Regions from separate parts of the Homo sapiens genome. Here region 1 is linked to region 2. The links are chromatin contacts, found by Hi-C or POLR2A ChIA-PET in ENCODE. All regions are on one chromosome and are shown on one strand. Each heading gives the region's core, a stretch centred on a gene start or an enhancer-like site at or near the end of the contact. The rest is flanking DNA. Distances are from core to core; before and after follow the strand shown.

What was found. A loop is a pair of places that touch in the nucleus more often than their neighbours do. ChIA-PET counts read pairs that join two places held with the same protein, here RNA polymerase II (POLR2A). Pooled maps may share reads with other maps.
Region 1: a loop to region 2 is called in a map of B cell, with 15 times the contacts of the local background. The contact joins the promoter of LINC02981 here to the promoter of SNX10 in region 2. A Hi-C loop is called at or near these places in 1 of 168 maps with a recorded cell type or tissue (B cell), 4 of 37 single-sample maps with no recorded cell type and 9 of 50 pooled maps. POLR2A ChIA-PET finds 5 or more read pairs at or near these places in 3 of 52 experiments (H1, OCI-LY7 and activated CD4-positive, alpha-beta T cell).

Annotation. Positions count from the first base shown.
Region 1 is chr7:26,395,286-26,401,444 of GRCh38, reverse strand. It overlaps LINC02981 (long intergenic non-protein coding RNA 2981), which reads right to left and starts at 2,876. Exons shown (of 5, transcript NR_148502.1): 1 at 2,424-2,876. It overlaps SNX10-AS1 (SNX10 antisense RNA 1), which reads left to right and starts at 2,027. Exons shown (of 2, transcript NR_136272.1): 1 at 2,027-2,104. RefSeq lists silencers at 2,340-2,449, 2,540-2,999 and enhancers at 3,470-3,709, 2,784-3,740.
Region 2 is chr7:26,290,424-26,296,413 of GRCh38, reverse strand. SNX10 (sorting nexin 10) reads right to left here and starts at 4,552. Exons shown (of 7, transcript NM_013322.3): 1 at 4,328-4,552. RefSeq lists an enhancer at 2,518-2,567 and silencers at 4,059-4,138, 4,289-4,528.

The DNA.
Region 1 (6,159 bases), core at 1,627-4,126, 110 kb before region 2:
TGCCCAGGCTGGAGTGCAGTGGCATGATCTCTGCTCACTGCAAACTTTACCTCCCAGATTCAAGTGATTCTCCTGCTTCAGCCTCCTGAGTAGCTGGAACTACACGTGTATGCCATCAAGCCCAGCTAATTTTGGGGTTTTTAGTAAAAACAGGGTTTCACCATGTTAGCCAGGCTGGTCTTGAAGGCCAGCCTTGGCCTCCCAAAGTGCAGGGATTTACAGGCGTGAGCCACAGTGCCTGGCCAATTGCCTTCAGTATTCTGTTACAGTACCATGCTGTACAGGTTTGTAGCCTAGGAGCAATAGGCTATACCATATAGCCTAGGTGGGTAGTAGGCTACACCATCTAGGTTTGTATAAGTACATTCTCTGATATTCGTGCAATGATGAAATCGCCTAACGATGCATTTCTCAGAACATATTCCCATCATTAAGAGATGCATGACTGTATATATTTGCATGTGTTTTTAAGTTACTGGAAGAATATACAAAAATATTAATAGTGCTTGTAACAGTGAATGGTATAGAAAGAAGGAAGGAAGGAGTGGGAGGATTCTGTTTTTTATTTCATACACTTCTACAGTGTTTGAATTATTTTTATTGAATATGTTACTTTCATTATTTTTAAAAACATCTTCTTCCCACCTTCTCATCTTGTCTATTTCAGCCTAGCCAACTAGGTTTTCTCAGGACTGAGGTTATTTATTCCATATTAACTCTGTCTCAAGCTCATATGCATCTCCCACGATTATTTTTCCCAAAACACTTTAGGTTTAAGAATGACCTTTCCTAGGTCTTTAGCTTATGATTAACCAAATGAAACCATCACTAGATGGACTCCCTAATTCAGGTGTTGAATTACAAAAATGAATTTTCAGGGGGAAAAAAATGCTAACTCAATTATGTTAGTTAAAATATCAGTAAAATTAGCAATGCCACAGTGTCATGAAGCAGAAGGTCAAAGACCCACACACCCTTTACTGGGCGCCATGGTGGGACTTAACTGGGGCAGTTCCGGTTCTGCCATTAGGACCATGAGCACTCCAATCTCAGTGAAATTGTATAAGACACTGCCATTATCCCCGGATCATTGCCACGATAGACCCAAACAACTCCAGTCTATCGTGTCAATGTGTATTTGGGGAGTCTTTAACACACGGATCATTGGCGAGCTGCACCATAAAAGCCCTGTAGGAGCCGTGGCCGTGTGTGGAATCAATGCACACTCGGGGACTTCCCCACGCCCGGATCATTTGCAGCGCATCGTGTCAATGCATACTCCGGGAGCCCCTACTCCGAAGCCTGTGAGTGCTGAGGAACAGTGTACACCAAAAATACTTATGGAATAGTTGTTACAGTGCGTACACAGTATTCACTTTTCTAAATGGCATGTCAGCAAGTTTAGTGTGCCACAAATAACTCCTAAAAGGCACAAAACACTCCTAGAGGCCCACCTTCACACATGAATGGTTGGTCCATGGAATTGTGGCATGGCTGTGGGGGAGTGTAAGTTTTTCTTTACAGTGAACAAAGGGAAAAGAAAGAGACATCTGCTATTCAGTGTTGTCAGGGTTTTCAGCATAATCCCAAACACCTCCTAATTATTTTCCTGGGCATTTGATCCCTAAGATACAAGGACCTTCCCTCCATCCCTGCCCTGTTCCAAAGTACCTGTAGAGCAAGCTGAGAGGGCAGAGTTAGAGGATGGGTGGGGTTGGGTCTTAAGTGCGATCCCACAGAGATATAATGTGAACCACATGTGTAAATTTAAATGTTCTTTGTGGCCACATTTTTAAAAAAAGATTTAATTCATGATACTTTATTTCACCCCATATACCCAAAATATTATCATTTCAATATGCAATCAATGTTTTTAAATGATGAATGAGCCAGTTCACATTCTTTTTTCCATACAGTCTTCTTTACAATGGGGTGTGTATTTCCCACTTGGAGAACATCCTGGTCTGGCCTGGCCACACTGCAAGCCCTCGGCAGCCTCTTGTGGTCAGTGGCTGCCCCAGTGAGCAGCACAGCTACAGAGGTTCAGGAAAACCAACCCCAGGAGCGTGGATGTTCACTGCCTTCCTTCAACCACTCCAGGCAGGTGCGTCCACCTTTCCTCCTCATTGCCTCACCAGGGCTGCAACTGCCGAACAGCCTTTTCTCGGCAGCCTGACAGAATAGCTGTGTGTTGGGTTTCTGCAATCATAAAAAATGACCACAAATATGCATTCGGAAAGAGGAACGAAAACTCCTCTAGGCCCAAACGGTAATGGCAGTACTAGGTCATCTTTCTTGGAGACGGAGGTGAAGGGAGGGCAAGGGGCCCCTGGGGAAGGAAAGAGGAGGCGGGCGTGGCGTCGAGCGCGAGGGCGGCGGCCTAGCTGCACCCGCGAACTTCCCCACACCTGCGACCAGCTCACCTCGCGGCGTGAGGGATCCCTGGCAGTCGGACGCGGCAGGGTGGCTGGTTTCTGGGGCTGAGTCTGGCCCGACACAAAAGAGGAGGGAAAGGAGAAGGAGACGGAAACAAAGGCGCGGGGGAGGACGAGGAGGCGCGCGCGGTCGCGGGGCAAAGCGGCGATGCGGTGCGGGCGCGCGCAGCCTGGGGCTCCCGGGACCAGCGGGCGGGAGCAGGCGGAGCGGGCAGGGCGATTTGAATATCAGGCTCTGCCACACTCGGGGCGCCGCTGACAACTTCATTACCTCCGCATATAAAAATGACTGCCGGGGAATGCAAATAGCTCGCCTGTCTCAGCCGCCTGCCCTCGTTCCGCCGCCGGCTGCAGGCGGAGGCCCCGGGAGCCGCGGCGGCCGGAGGCGCAGACGCGCCCTGTCCAACATAATGAACTGCCCGGCCGCGGCTCCGCCCACCCCCCAGCCGCCGAGCCGGGCCGGGAGGGGGAGCCGGCCCGGTGCTGGAGGAGGAAGGGGTGGGCGGCCGGGCGCGGCTCAGAGGCCGCGCGTTGCTAGTCAGTGTCGGCGCAGGCCCTGCCTCTTGACTCTGTCATCCAATTACTGCCATGAAAATACCAGGAAACTAGAGTGCTCAGTGGGTTCCACTCGTGACCGCGAACTCTGACGGAAAAGCGGGACCCCCGGCCTCCGTCCCGTGCGCCCTGGTGGTTAAATTGGACGCCAGCATCCCGGCGCCCCGCTCTCGTCTCGCCTGCAAGCGGGCGGCGGGTGTGCTGCGCCCTGCTCCCCAGGCCTGCGGCCACCGGGACAAGGCTGCGTCGCTGTGCAGGACCCGCCTCCCGAACCCTGGGCCTTGCTGAGCTCCCCGTGTGGCCACCGAGGCAAGCCGCGTGCGGGAGGGAACGCAGGCTTCACGGCGCCTCTCTTCTTGCCCTGGCTTGCTCCCTGGCAAGAAGTCACCTCCCGCCTTCTGATAGCTCCCCCTGTCACATTTGGGCCCCTTGTGAACTTCTCGAGGAGAGGAGCTAGGTCACTTTTATTAATAGCAACAACGACAGTAGTAAACATATGCTGAGGACTATTCTACGCAAGGTACTATGCCAACTGCTTTACCTACATGTTTATCACAGCGATCTTATTGCACTCCTGGAAACCCAGGCTTAGCAAAGCCTTGAAAGGTTCCCAGCATAACCCAGCTAAGGTGGGAGGGAGCACAGGTGAGAACCCAGGCCCCTCTACACTCTCAATCACTCTGCAGTATTTTCCGGGTCCTTCTTACAGCTCACACAACTGTCCAGCACTCCTTTGTCCCCCGAACGCATCACCCCCAGCCATCTTAGGCCGGGCCAGCCCCCCGCCCCCACCCTCACCCCCTCCCTCACCCCCTCCCTCACCCCCTCCCTCACCCCCTCCCTCTCCTTGGCCCAGAAGTAAATCCTAAGTAGTCTAAATCCGTTATGACCAACCCCTTCCCTTGCCCAGGCACTGGCTTAGAAAAGAGCATGTGACCAGTCCTGGCCAAGGCCAAGCCAGGGGACATCTGTTGGGGTTTTCTGGGAAATGCTTCCTTGCCCTAAAAAAAGACACCTCTAGCGATTCCAGTTTCTTCTGTTGTAGAATGTATATCCACCACCTGGCAACCACGGAGGAGCCAGGGAACAAAGTTAGTCTTTGCAGAGATTTACAGGATTAAGTGAGCTAACTCCAGGGTTAAAGTTTAGGAGAATCATGTTTTAGTCCTATCTCTACCTGCGATGGAGTCATGCTGCCTCGTGTTTATTCAGGGACATATTTAAAGTTAACTCCTTTTTGAAACGAGACAAGATAAAAAGATGTAAACAAAGGAAAACTCCAGAAATTTGGTCTTGTCTCCATTAAAGAGTGTCTGTTTCTAGGCACTTCAGTGGAACCTCTCACTTCCAGCTTCTCTTCCTGGGCACTCACCTCTAACTCATTCAGCTTTTTTCCCTCAAAGTAGCTCTTTGCCTACACAGGCAAGGCATCTCTTCCCTCCAGGAACATCAGAACCCCCCTTCTAACCCTCCTGCACCCACACACCCAGGCGTCTGAGCTTGACTGCCTTTGAAATGTTTACTGGCCTTCAAGTAGTCTCTTTGAAGAATTTGCATCTAATTTTGAACTTAGGGAAAATCGGGCATAACCAGTCACTTACTAGTTTCCTTGGCAACTACTTTAAAACAGAATCTAAATTGGAATGAAAATGGATTTTTATGGTTTCACTAAAATCATACACACTTTTCATGAAAATATACCAAAAAAACTATAAAAAATATATACATACTATATGCTTTATTCGTTTATCTGGAATCAATACACAGTAACTAACTCAAATATCTCTGTTCCCCACTGCTGAGGAAAGGCACTCCACACTCCCTTAGCAAGACATTTAAGACCCTCCACAATCTGCACCTAACCCAGCTCCAGCCTTATTTGTCTACTACAGTACATCCCCAAATCATGCTATTGCATTTCCTCTCCCATGACATTCTCTAGAATGCCCTTGAACTTCATGTCCAACTGTTCAAATATCACCGATCTTTCCAAGTCCAGATTAAATATCACCTCTTCCAAGAAGCTTTTCCCATTCCTCACATATAATGACACAAATTGAGTTACTTAGTGTTTATTTTCAGCAATATTTAGCATATTTTATTTACTGATACCCAGTATTGTTAAAATAATGCACATTTCCTAACAGTTGGGGGGCTTCAATATTACCATGCAAACAATTAAAATGAGTAATAAATATTATCAGCAGAATTGTATAAATCTTACTCCCAACTTAAGGCTGAGCTGTTCTGTCAGATGTGATAAAATAAAGCTTCATACGCTGCTTGTTTTTCTTAGGATAACTTTGATTTCAGTAATAGAAAACCTGTCTGTAGTAGCTTTAAAAATGAAGAAAATGTAGTATCTCATGTAGGAAGTACCAAGGTAGCAGATGCTAAGTTTGGTTAATTTAGTGGGTCAAAAATGTTTAATGTTGTCAAGTTTTTCTCGTCTTTCTGAAATTCTGCCATCCTCAGCTTGCTGACCTTGTCCTTAGCTAGTTCTCCTCAAGGTCTCAAAATGGCTGCCATAGTTCCAGGCATCACTTTAAGACATGGCAAAGGCCAGCCAAAAAAGTTGACTGTTCTCAAATTTTTTAAGAGTGGAGAAATTATACCAAAGATCCCTCAGATCTTTTCTCATTGGCCAGAACCAGGGCACGTGACTATCTCTAAACTACCACTGGCAAGAGAGGCAAGATTATCAGAATTGATAACTAATCAGGATTTAGTCTTGAATTATTTTGAGGGTAAGGGGAGCGGTGCAGGAGAGCAGGGAATTGACAGGACAGGCAATGCCAAAACAAAAGCTGAATTTTAGTCCGTTTCCCAGTCATCAATTTCTGCAGCCAAACTATCCCAAAGCTTAGTGGCTTAGAAACTTTTTTATTTTTTCTCTAGAATCTGGACAGGGCAGCTCCCAAGGAATAAGGAATAAGGGAGGATGGCTATTGAGTAGGCACTAAAAGTATCAGCAACTTTTCTTTTCTTTCTTTTTTTTTTTTTTTTTTTGAGATGGAGTCTTACTCTGTTGCCCAGGCCAAGCTGGAGTGCAGTGGCACCATCTCAGCTCACTGGAACCTCTGCTTCCCTGGTTCAAGGAATTCTCCTGCCTCGGCCTCCCAAGTAGCTGGGATTAAAGGCGCATGCCACCACGCCTGGCTAATTTTTG
Region 2 (5,990 bases), core at 3,303-5,802:
CTCCCAAGAAGCTAGGACTACAGGTGTGTGCCGCCACACCCAGCTTTTGCCCAAGCTGGTCTCAAAGTCTTGACCTCAAGCAATCCTCCCACCTCAGCCTCCTCAGTCACTAAAATTACAGGTGTGAGCCACCAGAACCCAACTCTTTTAGTCTTCTTTTGTCGTTGGAGCATCACCCTTCAGCCAGGAGATGGCTTACTTCCCAGTGAGCCACATACTATGCAAAAATCTCAGACTTCAGGGAATTTGGGGGTTATTTGTATTTATTTATTTATTTATGAGACAGAGTCTAATTCTGTTGTGCAGGCTGCAGTACAATGGTGCAATCACAGCTCACTGCAGCCTCAACCTCCTGGGCTCAAGCGATCCTCCCACCTCAGCCTCTTAAGTAACTGGGACTACAGGCATGCGCCACCACACCCGGCCCAGGGAATTTTGTTTGAATTTCTAAATCTCTTAGCAAAAACTTTCCAATACGACAATTCTACCAAGAGGTCTGAATGGCTGCCTGTGCCTCAACCAATGCATGTCTGCAACATTCCTCTTCTTCTCCCCAAACAGCTTTTCTTTTCCTGGCTCACATCTCTCCGAGTTGTAGATTCCCATACCAAATCAGAGTAAAGTGGCTCAGCTAACAGGATCACATGCCAAACGATGTCGTATTTTGACAGGCACTTCCAGGCAGCTTTGCTGGCCTCATGCATTGGACAGCTTGGTGAGAGAGCTGGGGGTCTCTGGCAATTCGTAATTGATTGATCTGGCACCACTTAATCCACAGGGAACTATCAGGCTATAATGGAAAGAATATGAGACTGGAAGTTCAGGAACCTGAGTTTGAGTCCCGTTTTTACCTCTAATTAGCTGTGTAGTTCAGATTAAGTTATTCTGCCTCTCCATTGGGCCTTGGTAGCCTCATTTGTAAAATGAGATTATTAGAATAAAATGGTGAATAATGACTTTCTTTCCACCATGGGTGACCACGTAAGAATCTGAAGAAAGCTACAGATTCTCTCCCCCAGAATAATGCACTTTTGCAGATGAATATGAAATCAGGCTGGCCACAGTAGCTCACACCTGTAATCCCAGCACTTTGGGAGGCTGAGGTGGGTGGATCACTTGAGCTCAGGAGTTCAAAACCAGCCTGGGCAACATGGCAAAACCCCATCTCTACAAAAGTATCAAAAAAAAAAGTAAAAATGACATCATATATTTGAAAGGGGTTCACAGATCTGATAAAGACTATTTCCCTGTCCCCAGAGGCAAGATCACTGAGGCCTAGCACAAGATTTTAAAAATAACAGAGACTACAATAGAAATACATACTGAATCACAAAGCCTTGAGTAAAGTTGAATCACTTGTAGAACTAAAAGCATCTCTTCTGCAGAAACTGGGAGCAAGGAGTAGTTACTTAGGGAAAAATAAATGTAAGTATCAATAGGAGTTGCCCTTGACTGAAGCCTGGCTAAGCCCTTTACATTCGCAGGTGGGTGGCTGAGAGTTACTACTGATTCCAGACCCAGGCTCCTAGTTCAAATTTTGGCTCTCGCATTACTAGTTGTTTGACCTTGGGCTTTGTGCCTCAGTTTCCACATCTGTAAAAAGAAAGAAGAAGGGGAGAAAAACAATACCTATCTCAAGGGTTGTTAACGTACTTAGGACACTTGTAACAGGGCCTACCACACAGTAAGCCCTAGATAACTATTAGCTTATAACAGAAATCTGACACACATTTGTTGGGTAGTTAAAACTGTAAGCTGAGTTTAGAGAAATCATAAATACTCTGATGGCTTAGTTTCCCCAGAGGTAAACTGAAGACAGTAACAGAATCTGCTTCATAAGTCTGTTGTGATGCTTAATGAGACTGCCACATAAAAACTCTTTCACAATGCCTGGCCCATAATTAAGTGCTCGATAATGTCACGATGCCTGGAATATAGTAAGCACTCGATAAATGTCAGCTGTTGTATTAACAGTTCTGGGAAGCAAAGATTACCATCACCCTTTTTTATTTCTGAATAACAGGCAACTCAGAGAGTGTTAAGTGCCCCGCCAACAAAACTATACTTAGAAAATTATTATACCAAGATTTCAACTCAGATGGGTCTGGAATCACAAGTTCTAACCACTACACTATATACCTTCCTCTTTGAACAGGGCTTAGAGAACAGAAGAGCTAATTCATACCTACCAGATTACTAAGAAAAAGATGTTTGGAGATAACAATGCTAAATTTGGGGGATTCCCCACAGAGTCAACCATGAGCTTGGCCAAAAGCCCTTCTCCGCCATGCTAGGAAATGAAAATCTGCATAGACTGGCCCCTGTTCTCAACCAGTTGTCTGCCTTTCACCAAGTGGTTGTGAAACCACAGCCCTGTCACTAAAAACGGAAAAAAGAAGTTATTTTCCCCAGTAACTTAACGAGCAAAATGAAGCCTTAAAATGAAAGTAGTGATCCTAGGGCTGAGAAAAGATATCCACTGCTCCAAAGCCCAGCAGAATTGCTGTAGAACACCAACGTTACTCTTTGATTAACATACTTTTATTTTTTTTAATGAACGTGCTTATTTCTATTACTTTAGGTTACCTAACTCAGGGGTCCTTCCCATTAGTAAAATAAGAGGAAGTGTGTACCAGCCTGGAGGGGAGACTCCCTGGTGGGGCACAGTGTCAGCCTGAGCAAGTCCCACTGTCAACACTGATGTCCTCCCCAGTTAAATGGTAATCAAAAGTGAGAATGAAATGGACTGGTAGAAGAAACAGGACGACCAGTTGAGTCCATGCTAATCACTGATATTTCACATCTTCACACAGTTTCTTCTAAATGTATTTTATTTTTGTATTTTTATTAAAAACTGCCCTATCAGTCAATCTCAAGTCTACCCTTCCTTTAAAAAATAGTAATAAAAGGCCGAGCGCAGTGGCTCACCCCTGTAATCCTAGCACTTTGGGAGGCCGAGGCAGGTGGATTGCTTGAGCTCAGGACTTCCAGACCTGCCTGGGGCAACATGGCAAAACCCTGTCTCTACAAAAAAAATACCGAAGTTAGCCAGGGGTGTGGTGGCCCGCACCTGTGGTCTCAGCTACTAGGGAGGCTGAGGTGGGAGGATCACTGAAGCCTGGGAGGTGGAGTTTGCAGTGAGCCAAGATCGCACCACTGCAATCCAGCCTGGGTGACAGAATAATACCTTGTCTCAAAAGAAAAAGAAAAAAGTAAATAATATTAAGAATAATGAAGGTCCAGCTATGTACCTACCTTAGGAATAGGCATCACTGGAAGTGATGGCAGAGGCAAGGCAGGAGTCCCTGACCTCACCTCCATTCTCTCACTGAGGAGCCCCTGCAGAAGCTGGTCAACTATCCAAGCAGTCCCTGCTTCTTCCTGGCGAAGGCCTCAGCCTCCAGCCCAGCCCCCTCCTGGGAGAGGAGGGGGAGCTTATGCAATCCAAACCCAGTTCCCAGGCCCCAGAGGTGGACATAACTCCGGGGTGGAAGTCAGAAGCCTGCCAGGTTGTAGGCCTGGTTCTGCTCCCATCTGGCTGAATGATCCTGGTCCCAACACTCAGCGTCCCTCGGCCTTAGCCTCCCTGTCTGTAAAATGAAAGGTTTGATGGAGATCATGTGCAAGCCTCCTCCCCGTTCTAATTTTCTGATACCATCATTTTTAACGTGTCTTGTAGAGATAGAAGCCCTTCCTTTCAGCAGGACATGTTGCTCCCCATTCCGTGACGATCCCCCTCAATAATCCGTGTAATTTGAGAAAAGTATGATGCATCGGAACTGAAAAACAGGCTGTTGCTTTCCTGGTCACCAAATCTGATAATCAGTCAATTATATGGATTTTCCCCTGGGCCTTCTCCCTCAATCCCACAATCCCACGAATAAACCTGCCTACCCCTCCCAATTCCTCAACTCAAGGCTACCCGTTAATGAATGAATAAAAAAATAAATAAATAAATTTTAAAAACCACCTCCCCACCCCCTTCTACCCGGCCTGGTGTAAGGTGCCACAGCACTTCTTCCGTAATCTAGAATCCACCTCTGCCCCACCCTCTCCCCGGGGTGTCTTTTTAGCCAAGAATCCCTGGATCGACGCGCTCCATCTCCCCGCTCTACCGCGCTGATCATTTCTCCCTGCCCGGCACACCTCGGCTGAAAAGGAGGCGGCTCCTCTGCTCCAAGCCCAAGGGACCCAAACCTCTTTCCAGCCCGCAAGGGTGCGGGCACCTGGGAACAGCGGGAAGGGCCCGCGCCTCTGGAAAGAAGGGCCGCCGTCCCCACCTGGGCGGTGCAGGGGAGGCCCCCTCAGCGGGTCTCTTGTCACTTACGGGCGGCTCCTCCGGGCAGAACAGAGCAGGGCCGGGCCGAGCCGGGCTTGCGGGCCGCGGAGTTTGCTGACTCAAAGGCGCGCGGCGGCAGCGGCGGCGGCGAGCGCCCAGGAGCGCACACGAGCGCAGCCCCGCGCTCCCCGCGCTCCCCGCGCTCCCCGCGCACGTAGCGGCCCCGCGCCCGCGCTCAGCGCCAGCCGTCCGCCTGTGGGCGCCGCGCCTAGTGCTTCCGCCGCCTCCGCGCAGCCCAGCCCAGGTGCGCCCCCACCCTGCAGAGCTAGCCTCCTGCTTCCTGAAATTGAGTTAGGGAGGAAATGCCCCCATTAGTCCGGACGTTGAGGCTGGAGGTGCTCCAGCGGCACCCTTCGGAATTCGCCACCTGAGTCACCTTAAGCTTCCTAACCCTGACCCCACAGTTATGGGGAGGATTGCCGATGGGGAGGAGGACGGATAAATAACGTGATAAACAAGAATGGCAGAATGTTCATAGCATCTAGGTGGTGGGCTATGGTGTTTATATAAAATTATTTCAGTTTTTGTCTATGTTTGAAATGTCTCAATAAAACATTTGGGGGGAAAGCTAATGAGATCTGCCAAGGGACCTGACTGAGGAAAGCATTTCCCAAATGGCACCTGAGGCTGGGTCCCCACACCTGTTTGCATGGGAAACCACAATCATCACTTAAACTGCTAATAAGTGACTGAATGACACAGAATAATAAGCATAGCCTAATATTTCATTTTTCAAGCATGAATTTTCCCATTAGATACAGCTTGTCGCTGATCATCCTCCAGGGACCATTCCAGGCCCACCTGAAAACGCATCTGTTCACCACACCTACATTAACTCCCTAACAAAACGTATAAATATACAATGTTGTGTCTTAACATCTTGGATCTTGAAGTTGTATTGCTGAACCCTCAATCACTGGTATTTAATTTCCTAAAATTGCACCCAAGTCATGACACACAAGTGAATGCAACCATGATCACTTTTGAAAATCAAATTAAGCTGGTGTGGTGGCTCACGCTTGTAATCCCAGCACTCTGGGAGGCCGAGGCGGGTGGATTACAAGGTCAGGAGATGGAGACCATCCTGGCTGACATGGTGAAATGCCGTCTCTACTAAAAATACAAAAACTTAGCTGGGCGTGGTGGCGCGCGCCTGTAATCCCAGCTACTCGGGAGGCTGAGGCAGGAGAATAGCTTGAACCCGGGAGGCAGAGGTTGCAGTGAGCCGAGATCATGCCATTGCACTCCAGCCTGGGCGACAGAGCAAGATTCTGTCTCAAAAAAAAAAGAAAGAAAATCAAATTAAAGTGTATTTTTTATATTCTTGTCCCTATGCTCCGCAAAGAAAAACATTGAGTAGAAAACAAAATGCAGCATGTATCTAAGATCCTAAGAGATTCTGTAAAATTAAAATCTTTCTGAACTTATTGTCAAGAGCATGACTTTACAGCTGTAGACAAAGCAGCAACAAACCCTTGGAGAGTCTACTGAAAGTCATTTGAATATCTGTTAGAATTTTGACCCTATTAAGACTGGTAACTTGGGCCGGGCGCGGTGGCTCACGCCTGTAATCCCAGCACTTTGGGAGGCCGAGGCGGGCGGATCACGAGGTCAGGAGATCGAGACCATCCCGGCTAAAACGGTGAAACCC